Regions from separate parts of the Homo sapiens genome. Here region 2 is linked to region 1. Evidence: chromatin contacts called from ENCODE Hi-C data. All regions are on one chromosome and are shown on one strand. Each heading gives the region's core, a stretch centred on a gene start or an enhancer-like site at or near the end of the contact. The rest is flanking DNA. Distances are from core to core; before and after follow the strand shown.

Region 1 (6,198 bases), core at 1,033-3,532:
GGGAAAACGCCGCAGCTGCAGGTGCCACCAGTGAGTCTTCTCTGGGCAAATGAGAAAAGGATTAAATAAATCACATTACACATTACTCTTAAATTTGTATCTATGTCTAGCCCTCAGACAAACAGTGATGCTTATTCTTTGCATTGGCAATGAGGTGGTCATTGAATGCTAGAATTATGAATTTTAATTTCATAAAATTTAATTAAGTTTTCAAAAATCAAAATAAAATGGATTTATTTCAATCATTTTGATGTACAAATTTAATTAATTTTTTTTTTTTTTTTTGAGACAGAGTCTCACTCTGTTGCCCAGGCTGGAGTGCAATGGCGCAATCTCGGCTCACTGCAAGCTCTGTCTCCTGGGTTCATGCCATTCTCCTGCCTTAGCCTCCCGAGTAGCTGGGACTACAGGCACCCACCACCATGCCCGGCTAACTTTTTGTATTTTTTAGTAGAGACGGGGTTTCACCGTGTTAGCCAGGATGGTCTTGATCTCCTAACCTCGTGATCCGCCCGGCTTGGCCTCCCAAAGTGCTGGGATTACAGGTGTGAGCCACCACGCCTGGCCCAAATTTGATTAATTCCAATTTGTATGTTGCATATTGGTTTAATAGATACTTATTTTTTTTTTTTTGAGATGGAGTCTTGCTCTGTCGCTCAGGCTGGAGTGCAGTAGCACAATCTTGGCTCACTACAGCCTCCACCTCCCGGGTTCAAGCAATTCTTCTGCCTCAGCTTCCCAAGTAGCTGGGACTACAGGCATACCACCATGCCTGGCTAGTTTTTTTTTTTGTTTTGTTTTGTTTTTTGTATTTTTAGTAGAGATGGGGTTTCACAATATTGGCCAGGCTGGTCTCAAACTCCTGATCTCATAATCTGCCTGCCTTGGCCTCCCAAAGTGCTGGGATTATAGGCGTGAGCCACTGTGCCCAGCAATAGATACTTTTCAATATTTGAAAAGAATATTGTTTGAGATTCTGACAAAATTAAATTTTTTACATAAAAATATTTTTGATTAAAATATTAAGATATTTGTACTTTGAATATGACTGTTTTAATCCTTACATGTATTTTAAATCTTGACAATAATAACATAATTGATTTTGCTGAAAGGAAGATAAGAAAAATAAATTTCATGGAATACTTTCAGTAATTTATAAATTACACATTTCTTTATTTTATTACTCGCTTCAATATGAGGAATTGCTTGAACCTGGGAGGCAGAGGCTGCAGTGAACTGAGATCACATCACTGCACTCCAACTGGGGCAACAGAGTGATATTCCATCTCAAAAAAAAAAAAGCAAAGAAATTGTATGATCTTTGACATTTTGCTAACTTTCTGTTATCTACAAATCATAGCTTCATACACATCTAAAAAATTTTATCCTTTTAAAGGAATATTTGTCAGGGGCTGAGGCTAGAATATACTTTATTTAACACCCTGTTAGTTTAATTTATAACTTGCAAATATTTAGACAGACGGCCTGTGGCATCCATCTGTCCTCTTGCCCTGAGCCGCACATCCAGACTTGACTCATGGGCCCCAGCTTGGCTTTTCCAGTTCTTTGAATGGATAGGAATCTACCCAGAGCTCATGTTTGTCATAGCTGGGGAGCTGGGGGTGGAGGGTCCCTCTGGTCCCCCTTTGAATGCTGCAGACACCATCTTCTCTCAGATTTTAAGCTGCAGAGACCAAATTTCCAGCATGTGGTCCTGAGCTATGGAAACTTCTCCTCCTGCCCAGGACTCTCACTCTACAGAGACGCATTCATTCAGGTCCCTGAAGCCCCTGTAGAGTTTTGGCCATAAATGGTTCCTCATAAAGTGGTGCCCCCAGGAGCTCAGCCTCCGCCCCCACGCCCCGGCAGGCCTCCTGTCCCAGGGCGCCATGTGCTGCTGCCCTGCTGGGATGAGAAGTCTGGAGGGCACGGGGCAGCATTGCCCACTTAGAAGTCCCTTGTACTTTCTTTCTGCCAGATGCTGCCGCGCTGTTTCGGAGGGAAGAGTGGGCCAGCAGTAACAAAATGTTTCCTCCCTTGCACCTTTTTCGCTACAGTTGGTAGAAACTTCTCCCAGACTTCCTTGGTGACTAATGGTGTTGGGATGTTGTGGCCTTCGCCGGGAGGGGACAAGTTGTCAGCTCACAGTTTCACAGATGGTTGACCGATGCTGACTGTAGCTGGCAGGTCTCTTTTGGCTGCAAGTGACAGAAACCCAACTCAAACTTGTTCGCAAGTAGGGACATTTATTGTTTCTCAGAATTGAAGGAAGGGGAAGGGTGAGTCTGGGTCCCAGAAGGGGTGGACCGTGGGATTGGAATCCCATCCAGACTCCACTCCCTCTTCACAGAAGCTTAGCGCCTCAGATGGGCTGTGTCCTCTGGCCCCGCACACATGGGCTTCCTGTTGGGAGCTGAGCAGCTCCACCAGCTTCCACTTGCAAATGTAGCGACTGGTGCACAAGTGTTCCTATGCATATGGGGGGTGACAGGAGGCAGGGCCCTGGGACTGGCAGCCCCTGCCTAAAACCCCATGAGAGAAGGAGTTCCCCCAAAGGTGGTGCTGTTCCCAGAAAGGAAGGGAACAGCCCGTGCTCTCCACCCTGTCCTGCTTGGCCATTTTCTTCACAGATGTCACCTGTCCTTCCAGGCACAGCTGCTATTTCTGCCTGATGCTTGGCCAGTTTGCATGGTTAAAACCAGCATATTTCCAGGAGATGGATAATGTCACAGAACTGGGGTTCCAGAAGGCTGGGGTGGTCCAGCACTCCCACCTTCTTTAGAACATGGAGAGCTGTTAGTTGGGCAGGGCTGAAGCTTAGGTGGCGAGGAACAGGAGGCTCCTACTGCAGACAGCCTTGTTCTTCGGATCCTCCCAGAAATCCCTAGGCCACCTGGAACCCGGGGTCAGAGAGGGATGGGAGAGAAGTAGGCTATGAAAGGGGGTGGGAACACACCTTCTGGAACCACTGTCTTCCTTGAGAAAACCCCGAGAGGGGGCGTAATGGGCAGGGATGGACCTTCCTCCTTCCCGAGGCTCAGTGACACTTATCTCTGAGGGACCCTCCTGAGGCAGTGTGGGGTGGATTGTTGTTTGTCCGAAATTCTGGGATCTTGTAAATTTTATTTGCTAAATTTTATCAGCTCTAGGGGTAGGAGGATGAGAGGAGCAAAAGAATGGTCCCAAGCTCAGGCTGGTGTGGAGTGAGTCTTAGACAGAAAAAGAGACCAGAGAGGAAACAAGCCCACAAGGGTAGCCATCCTGTCCAACCGGAAGCCGCCTGACACTTGAAGGCGATGGATGGAAGAACTCAGCCCTCTGCCTCCTTAGCAACATACACCTACTTTAAGGGGAAAGACACACCTTCCCTCAGTGACAGAAACAGCCCCAGATTTTCAGATTTATCAAAAGTATATTTTTTCCAGGATGGGTGTAGTGGCTTACACCTGTAATCCCAGCACTTTGGGAGGCAAGGTGGGTAGATCACTTGAGATCAGGAGTTTGAGACCAGTCTGGCCAACATGGTGAAACCCCATCTCTACTAAAAATACAAAAATTAGCCAGGTGTGGTGGTGGGTGCCTGCAATCTCAGCTACTTGGGAAGCTGTGGCAGCAGAATCGCTTGAGCCTGGGAGGTGGTGGAGGGTGAAGTGAGCTGAGATTCTACCACTGTACTCCAGCCTGGGTGACAAAGCTAGACTCTGTTTCAAAAAAAAAAAAAAAGTTGTTTTTTTTTTTTTAATGTGGAGATGAGGTCTTGGTATGTTTCCAAGGTTGGTCTGAAACTCCTGGCCTTAAGCGATCCTCCCACCTCAGGCTCCCAAAGTGCTGGGATTACAGACATGAGCCACCACGCCAGGCCAGCCTTTCAGTTTTCATGGCATTGGCCATTTTGAGCAATACAGACCAGTAATTTTAAAGATTTTCAGTGAGTTCAACTCTGATGTTTCCTCAGGATTAGACACAGGCTATGCATCCCTGGATAGAATACTACATAAATGATGTGTCCTCCCTGGGAATCACATCTTGGGGGCACACACTCTCTCTCTGTCCCTCACTGGAGATGTTAATTTTGATTGCAAGATCAAAAAATGTCTGGTTATCCATTGTATAGTTACTGATTTTTTTCTATGCAATGAATAAACAATCTCTGGGGAGACCCTATAAGATCGTGGACATATCCAGTTCTTCAGCAGGCTTCCCACCACCTCAGATTTAGCATCCGATGATGATTCTTGCTGAAATCAATCTATGATGGTTGAAAAATGATTATTATTTTCCAACTTCATGACTTCTTCCACATTTATCAGTCAACCTTTTATTGTCAGGAAGAGGTTTCCAATTCAGCTCCACACTATGTATCTTTTTGTCAATTTATTATTATTATGGGCTCATGAATTCCTATTCCATTCAATGTATAATCTGTTACTATCATCTATTTTGATGGTCTAATAGTCCCAGATTACCTTGGAAACCATTATGCAATGATTTCTTAGATATGACACCAAAAGCACATGCAACAAAAGGAAAAATAGATAAATTGCATATCATCAAAATTAAAAACTTTGGGGCTTCAAAGAACACCACCAAGAAAGTGAAAGGCAACCCACAGAATGGGAAAAAATATCTGCCATATATCTGCTGCTGGTCTAGTATCCAGAATATATAAAGAACACTTCCAACTCAGTAATAAAAAGAAAACTCAATTTTAAACTGGGCAAAAGTTTGGGAAAATAGCTATTTTCCCAAAGATATACAATGGCCAATAAGCACATGAAAGTAAAATCAACATTCATAACCATCCAGGAAATGCAAATCAAAACCACAAAATGATACCAGTTCACACCCACTAGGAGAACTTTTGTCAAGAAGACAGACAATAACAAATATTGGTGAAGATGTAGAGAAGTTAGAACCTTCATATACTGTTGATGGGAATGCAAAATGATGCAGTCACTTTGGAAATCTGGTAGGCCTCAAAAGCTTAAACCTAGGGTTACCCCATGACCCAGCAACTCTACTCCAAAGAAATGAAAACATATATCCACACAAAAACTTATACGTGAATGTCCATGGCAGCATTATTCACGATAGCCAAAAATAGAAATAACCCAGATGTCCATCAACTGATGAATGGATAGACAAAATATGGTCTATTCATACAATGGAATATTATTCAACCATAGAAAGGAATAAAGTATCATTATGCGCTCCAGCCTGAATGAACCTTGAAAACATTAAGTGAAAGAAGCCAGATACAAAATGCCATGTTTTATGTAACTCCATGTATATGAAATGTCCAGAGTAGGCAAATCCATAGAGACAGAAAGTAGACTAGTGGTTGCCAGGCATTGGGAGGAGCGGGGTGGGCAGTAACTGCTAAATGGGGTTTTGTTTTAGATTGGTGAAAATATTCTAAAACTGAGTGAGGTGGTAGTTGCATAACTCTGCAAATATACTAAAAACCATTGAATTGTACACGTTAATGGAATTAATTCTATGATACATGAATTATATCTCAATAAAGCTGTTACCAAAAAATATTGTCCAAGATCTGGCCAGTCAGTGCCTCTTTGAGCTAGCTCTTGTGTCCATTTGACATGCCCCAATCCATACTTTGAGCATTTTTAAAATTTCTGGTACAACAAGAATCCAGACTGATCTCATAACCCTTTCCTGCTACAGCCTGGGAATCAGCCACATTCCCTAGAGTCGTGGTTCCCTGTTGTGTGGAATGTGAACCAAGATCTGGCCATTATTTCATTTAATCATCACATCTTATTTTCTGCTTTTAGAAACCAAAAGAATGTCTCATTGTGGGGTGCGACCAGTATATGCAGGAAGTTTTAGAATGAAAAAGATTCTGAATTGATCCTTGCTAACTTTATTTCAGAAAGTGGTAAAATAGCTGTGGAGTATGACCCAGTGAAGAGATTGTAAATATCAGATGGGAAAAAGAACTACACAGTTTAATTCAAGTATGTGGAGATAAAAACTCAAGAGTAACAGGGCTGGGCGCGGTGGCTCACACCTGTAATGCCAGTGCTTTGGGAGGCCAAGGCAGGCAGATCACCTGAGGTCGGGAGTTCAAGACCAGCCTGACCAACATGGAGAAATGGTGGCACATGCATCCCAGCTACTCAGGAGGCTGAGGCAGGAGAATCGCTTGAACCCGGGAGGCGGAGGTTGCAGTGAGCC
Region 2 (6,198 bases), core at 2,509-5,008, 610 kb after region 1:
TCCAGACACTCTGGTCAGTGTTAAATCTTAAGGGGTAGAAAAGATCAAAAGAGTCTAAATTGTCTTGGAGACATAGCTCTTATACATTTATAGTTCTAATTTTTAAGAATTACAACATTTTGTTTCTATGAAAAGATTTTATATACATATATACTATGGAAGATTTAGAGACTAGAAAAGTATAAAGAGGAAAATAAAACTTACCTATAGTTTAGAAAGCAGGTAGCAAAAACAGCATGTATAACATGCTCTCTTTCCAGATTTGTTAATGTACATATAGTAGTAATTTTATTTTTTTCTTTATGCTTCTCTGTCTTTCAGATATTCTGCATTCAGTATGTGCTGCTTTTGCAGTTAAAAAGTGTGAAGATGCATAATCCCACTGATCAGAAACCATCATTAATTAATACTACCATTTTGATGTATTTCCAGGGGTTCTCCCCCACCCCCTTTTTTTGGAAACACAGTCTTGCTCTGTTGTCCAGACTGGAGTGCAGTGGTACGATATGGGCTCACTGCAACCTCCACCTCAGCCTTCCAAAGTGCTAGGATTACAGGCGTGAACCACTGTGCCCAGCCATATATATATATATATTTTTTAGGATAATTCTGCTTTGTCTGCTTTCTTCACTTAAATATAAGAACATGTTTATGATATATTCTTAAAATATAACTTTCAATAATGCATTTTTATAAGTACAGTATTCATTTTCAATTTTTCACTATTATAAATTAATTTGATGATCTGGTATAAGAACACTAATGATTAGTTTGTTCTTCTAAAACAGAACATTAGCCAGATATCAATGATGTAAAGAATTTGGCTATGATAGATTTTACCTCTTAGATCTTGATGTTAAACTGGTCTGAACTAATGACAGGCTGTTCATCTGGTAGCATTTACATCTAGTGATTTACTTACTGTAACAGCAGATGACAAATTTAGTGCCAAAGCATCATTTTTTTTTTCTTTTATTTTTGAGACAGAGTCTCGCTCTCTTGCCCAAACTGGAGTGCAGTGGCACGATCTCAGCTCACTGCAACCTCCCAGGTTCAAGCGATTCTCCCGCCTCGGCCTCCCAAGTAGCTGGGATTACAGGTGGGCACCACCACGCCCGGCTAATTTTTTTTTTTTGTATTTTTAGTAGAAACAGGGTTTCACCATGTTGGCCAGGCTGATCTCGAACTCTTGACCTCAGGTGATCCACCCGCCTCGGCCTCCCAAAGTGCTGGGATTACAGGTGTGAACCACCGCACCTGGCCCAAAGCATCTTGAAAAGTATTCTCTTTCTTTAATATAATGCCCTGCCATTCTTACCTAGTGAGAATATAGAACCTAAGTTTTACCTTACTGGGGAAGAAGCTCATATAATCATATGCAGAACATCCAAGGGAGAGTTAACTATTCCTATCTTTATCTTTTTTCCTGTAGCTTCATAAACAAGCAGATATGCAAGAAGAGAAAAACCGAATCGAAAGAGTCCTTGGCGCTACTCTTTTGCCTGACCTGATTCAAAAAGTCCTCACGTTTGCACTTTCAGTAAGTTACGGTGAAAACTGCATTTAGAAGTGAATCGTTACCCATCTCTGAGAAGTGTCTCTGATTCAGCTCTGATCCTCTTGAGCTGCCTTAACCCTAACTAAAGCTTCCTTTTCCAGAGTAACTGGCTTGAGTTTTTGTTACTGACTTCTGTTTTTCTCCCACTAGTGGCGAGAATCAGAATAGTTGGGAGAGTAAACAAATTGTCTCTCCAGAATGGAAACTATGAGGACAGGGACTCTTGAAAACTGGGAAACTGGCTTATGCCTTTGCTTACTTTGTGTCTCTTCCTTTCTTAAACCTATAGGCTCCTAAGCAAGTATCTGTTGAGCAGTCTGTCTGTCTGAACCTGTCTCAGTACCTCATTCTCATTTTGGTTATCTTTAGCTTAAACATTATCTTCTTTGCTGAGAACTTCTGGTTCCAGTTATTCCTAAAACAAGGAATAAGTGTCTTCAGTGTGATTACTTCAGTGTCACAGTATGGTGCACTTTCTGGTACCAGAATATGTTTTTGATACACTAGACTTTTAGCTCTCTTTCTTTTTTTAGGAAGAGGTACGTCCACAGGACACTGTATCGGTAATTGGTGGAGTAGCTGGAGGCAGCAAGCATGGTAGGAAAGCTGCTTGGAAATTCATAAAGGACAACTGGGAAGAACTTTATAACCGATACCAGGGAGGATTCTTAATATCCAGACTAATAAAGGTATGTGAAAAACTTTGAGTAGCTTGCTAATCATGGATATTATTTAGTGACATCCATGATTCACTACACCCATACATTGTGGTCTTTGCTCTTTAAATGTTTCCTGTGGCCAGGTGCAGTGGCTCACGCCTGTAATACCAGCACTTTGGGACGCCGAGGTGGGCAGATCACCTGAGGTCGGGAGTTCGAGACTATCCTGGCCAACATGGTGAAATCCTGTCCCTACTAAAAATACAAAAATTAGCTGAGCGTGGTGGTGTGTGCCTGTAATCCCAGCTACTTGGGAGGCTGAGGCAGGAGAATCGCTTGAACCTGGGAGGCAGAGGTTGTGGTGAGCCGAGATGAGGTCATTGCACTCCAGCCTGGGCAACAAGTGTGAAACTCCGTCTCAAAAAAAAAAAAGTTTCCTTAAATAGTTACTGGCTTTATTTAAGGACTTCTCCATCTCCCATCACACATCCTTTATAACAGACTGAAGTTGGCAGAGAACAGAATGATTTATTTTTAGGGTAAATGGAAGTTTGTTCTCAGCCTCTTGGTTTCACTTACTGTTTAAAACCATTGTTTTGCAGCTATCAGTTGAGGGATTTGCAGTTGATAAAATGGCTGGAGAGGTTAAGGTAAGGAAAATACTGTTTACTCTTCACTTTTCAGTCTAGTAAGTAAAAACAATAACCTGGTTGTAATTATAGTGTTGGGATAATGTACTGTAGCATCTCTGTGTTTTTGTTTAGAGAAAGACATCATGCAGGGCTGTATAGGCCATATTAAGAATTTCCTAAAAATGGCCAGGCATGGTAGCTCACATCTGTAATCTCAGCACTTTGGGAGGCCGAGGTGGGTGGATCACCTGAGGTCAGGACTTCAAGACCAGCCCGGGCAACATGGTGAAACCCCAAATTAGCTGGACATGGTGGTGCACGCCTCTAATCCCAGCTACTCGGGAGGCTGAGGCAGGAGAATTGCTTGAGCCCGGGAGGTGGAGGTTGCAGTGAGCTGAGATCGTGCCATTGCACTCCAGCCTGGGTGACAGAGCGAGACTCCTGTCTCAAAAAAAAAAAAAAAAAAAAAAGTCCTAAAAATGGAAAGCCTTCGAATGGTTTATAAACAAGGCAGTGCCTTGATCTGATTTGTGTTATAAAAATTTCAGTCTGGCTGCAATGTGGATAATAGTTTGGAATGGGGAAGAGAAGATGTTGGGAAGCTAACTCTCCTAGCAAGAATGATAGAATAGCTTACAGTAGGGTAGTGGCAGTAGTGGAGGAGATGGAATAATGGAGATTCAGGGGCTTGAATTTGTTAACCATTTAGTTCAACAATATTTATTGATTGGCTTCTCTGTTGTGAGCATATCTGGGAGAGGAAGAAAAACAAGCCAGGATAATCCCCAGGTTTCTGGTGTATAAATGTTGGTACTACTCTGCGATGGAATGGAAAAAGACTTGAGGCCCTGAGAACTGAACCATGATTAGGAGCCTTGGAACAGTAGCAATTGTCATCTGTGTAAATAAGGTTATTGATTTCTAAAAGGTCTATGTTTAATCAGATGGATTAGTCATTCTGTCTTTCACACCTGTGGTGACTAATTCAAAGGAAAAGCCCTATCATTTTGCCAGCTGGTGTTTAAGAGTTGCTTTGTTTTCTGTGAAACCAGGTGTACTGCATTAGAAAAGTTTATTCAACTTTTAATCATTAAGCATTGTGATAAATTGTAAACTTAGAAATTGTTTGGTTTACTGTATTAAAAATGTTGGATTCCTGTAATTCCAGCATTTTGGGAGGCTGAGGTGGGAGGATTGCTTGAGTTCAAGAGTTCAAGACCAGTCTGGGCAACATGGTAGGACCCCATCTCTACAAAAAGGAAAAAACAATTTGGCCTGGGAGTGCACGCTTGTGGTCCCAGCTACCCAGGAAGTTAAGGTGGGAGGTTTACTTGAGCCCAGAAGGTTGAGGCTGTGATGAGCCATGATCGTTTCATTGCACTCTAGCCTGGGCAACAGAGTGAGACCCTGTCTCAAAAAAAAAAAAAAAAAAAAGACCATGGGGTGTTAAATTATTAGGGCATAGCAGCAATTTAAACTTCTTTGTATTATCATCCCTTACAAATTAATCTTTATTTGAAGCAGCCAAAATGTGTTGAATCCTTAAGTACTCTGTGCTAGGTATTTTGTCAAATGTTTATATGGATTGTCTCTTTAATCTTCTGGAGTAGATATTTTCTCATAGTTGAGAAAACTGAGACTTAGAGCAGTTAATTTTCTCACAGTCACAAGCTAGTACATGACTAAGCCTGGATTCAGGTTCCAAGTCTTCATTCCAAAGACTATATTTACCACTACACAATTAGCCTAAAAGAAAGGCAGTAGGTTCTGTCTCTTTATTAACTTTTGATTAGGTTGTTAAGCATATAATTAAGGGGAGAATTCCTATATGCAGGTCCAAGGAGTTGCTTGTTTTCTTTTAGCCTGAGGGTGGCAGTGGTAAATTCTCATGCCTGAAGATTATGCATCCTTCATATAGACCAGTGGGTATTTTTTCATAACCTGTAATATTAACTTCTTATTGCTAGTAATGATCCTGCATTCTGGGTTGTTTTATACCAGGCTTTCTTCGAGAGTCACCCAGCTCCTTCAGCTGAGCGTACCATCCAGCAGTGTTGTGAAAATATTCTGCTGAATGCTGCCTGGCTAAAGCGAGATGCTGAGAGCATCCACCAGTACCTCCTTCAGCGGAAGGCCTCACCACCCACAGTGTGAATCCTGAGGTGCCGCCATTGGCGGTTCTGCTGCTTCGCTGCAGGGATAAGGTGGAGCTACCGAACAGCTGATTCATATGCCAAGAATTTGGAGTCTTCTTTCAAACCAGTGGGGGTTGGACAATGAATGTAGTTAACTGGTTCCTGCTCACACTCCAGAATTAAATTCTATTGAAAAAGGAAAATCAGCAATTCAGCAAAAAATAAATAAAAAATAAAAATGTAAATATGATAGTAATAAAATAGAGCATAACGAAACTGTGAAACTTTCTGAAGCCTTGTCAGTGGTTAAAAGTATTTAACACTCTACTGTTAATGACAGATGTTCTGTTTTTATAACCTACCAAAAGGAAACTAGAGGCTTCTTGGTGAAGAGCATTTTTGTGAAGTGGGTTCTGCAAGGAGCCTATAAAGCCAAGGGTGGTGTCCATTTCTGGGAATGGTTAAACACAAAAGGCTGATAGCTGGTATCACATAGTTGGAGTCAGTGCATAATTCCAAGTGGCTTTTTTTTTTTTTGGCACGGGGACTGATCAGGAAGATATATTCCTGCATAACTCAATCTGAACCAAGGATTGTAGTTTAGTTTTCCTCCTTGCCTTCCCTTCTGTGTGACCGACCCCTTGGCCAAAAAAAAACAAAAAGCAAAAAACAAAAACCTACCCTGTTCTGGTTTTTTTCCTCCCTTTAGTTCCACCCCCAACCCCCATTCCCTGGTGTCCTTCTTAGAGATGAAGAAATAATAAGGAAACATCTTTCATAGCCACATTAAATAAGAGAAACTGATATACATTATTTTTTTCTTTTTAAAGATGACTTATAAGAACCCTGAAATTTATATAGGTGAGACAATAGAAATAAAAAGATCTTCAGCCAGGCCTTTCTGAAGGAGTTATTCTGCTAAAAATGGTCTTAGTTGTCTGAAAAGCCAGCTCTTGAACCTCTTCACAACAGTATCAACACTGGCTTCTCCCGGTTCATTTTATGCGTGCGAGAAGTCAGTGGTAACTGCTGCAGGGCTTAATACATTAGTGGTAACTGGTTTAAAAAACAAAGACTGTAAGCCTGTGTGTGCCACTGTTTGCTTCAACAGTATATCCTAATAAGCCTCACCTATTTAATCCAATGAGTTTTAAATCTAAATCTCATTCCCTTCTTCTTTCCCTACCTTTTTTTTCTTTTTTTCTTAAAAAAAT

The links. A loop is a pair of places that touch in the nucleus more often than their neighbours do. Pooled maps may share reads with other maps.
Region 2: a map with no recorded cell type shows a loop between it and region 1 (5-fold over the local background). The contact joins two enhancer-like sites. A Hi-C loop is called at or near these places in 1 of 168 maps with a recorded cell type or tissue (CD8-positive, alpha-beta T cell), 1 of 37 single-sample maps with no recorded cell type and 7 of 50 pooled maps.

The regions. Positions count from the first base shown.
Region 1 is chr17:47,007,844-47,014,041 of GRCh38, forward strand. LOC101927060 (a long non-coding RNA gene) reads right to left here. Exons shown (of 9, transcript XR_243711.6): 6 at 1-41. It also overlaps a transcript of LRRC37A2 not described here. Among named protein-coding and RNA genes, the nearest start is that of RPRML, 32 kb to the left of the region's middle. Within about 2 kb of position 2,283, at least 2 of the 41 ENCODE cell types and tissues checked have a DNase peak (open chromatin) inside an H3K27ac peak, as active enhancers do.
Region 2 is chr17:47,616,918-47,623,115 of GRCh38, forward strand. It overlaps NPEPPS (aminopeptidase puromycin sensitive), which reads left to right. Exons shown (of 23, transcript NM_006310.4): 20 at 1,433-1,540; 21 at 2,092-2,247; 22 at 2,820-2,867; 23 at 4,851-6,198. The coding sequence ends at 5,003. KPNB1-DT (KPNB1 divergent transcript) reads right to left here. Exons shown (of 4, transcript NR_171700.1): 4 at 4,610-5,170. Among named protein-coding and RNA genes, the nearest start is that of KPNB1-DT, 29 kb to the right of the region's middle. Within about 2 kb of position 3,759, at least 18 of the 41 ENCODE cell types and tissues checked have a DNase peak (open chromatin) inside an H3K27ac peak, as active enhancers do.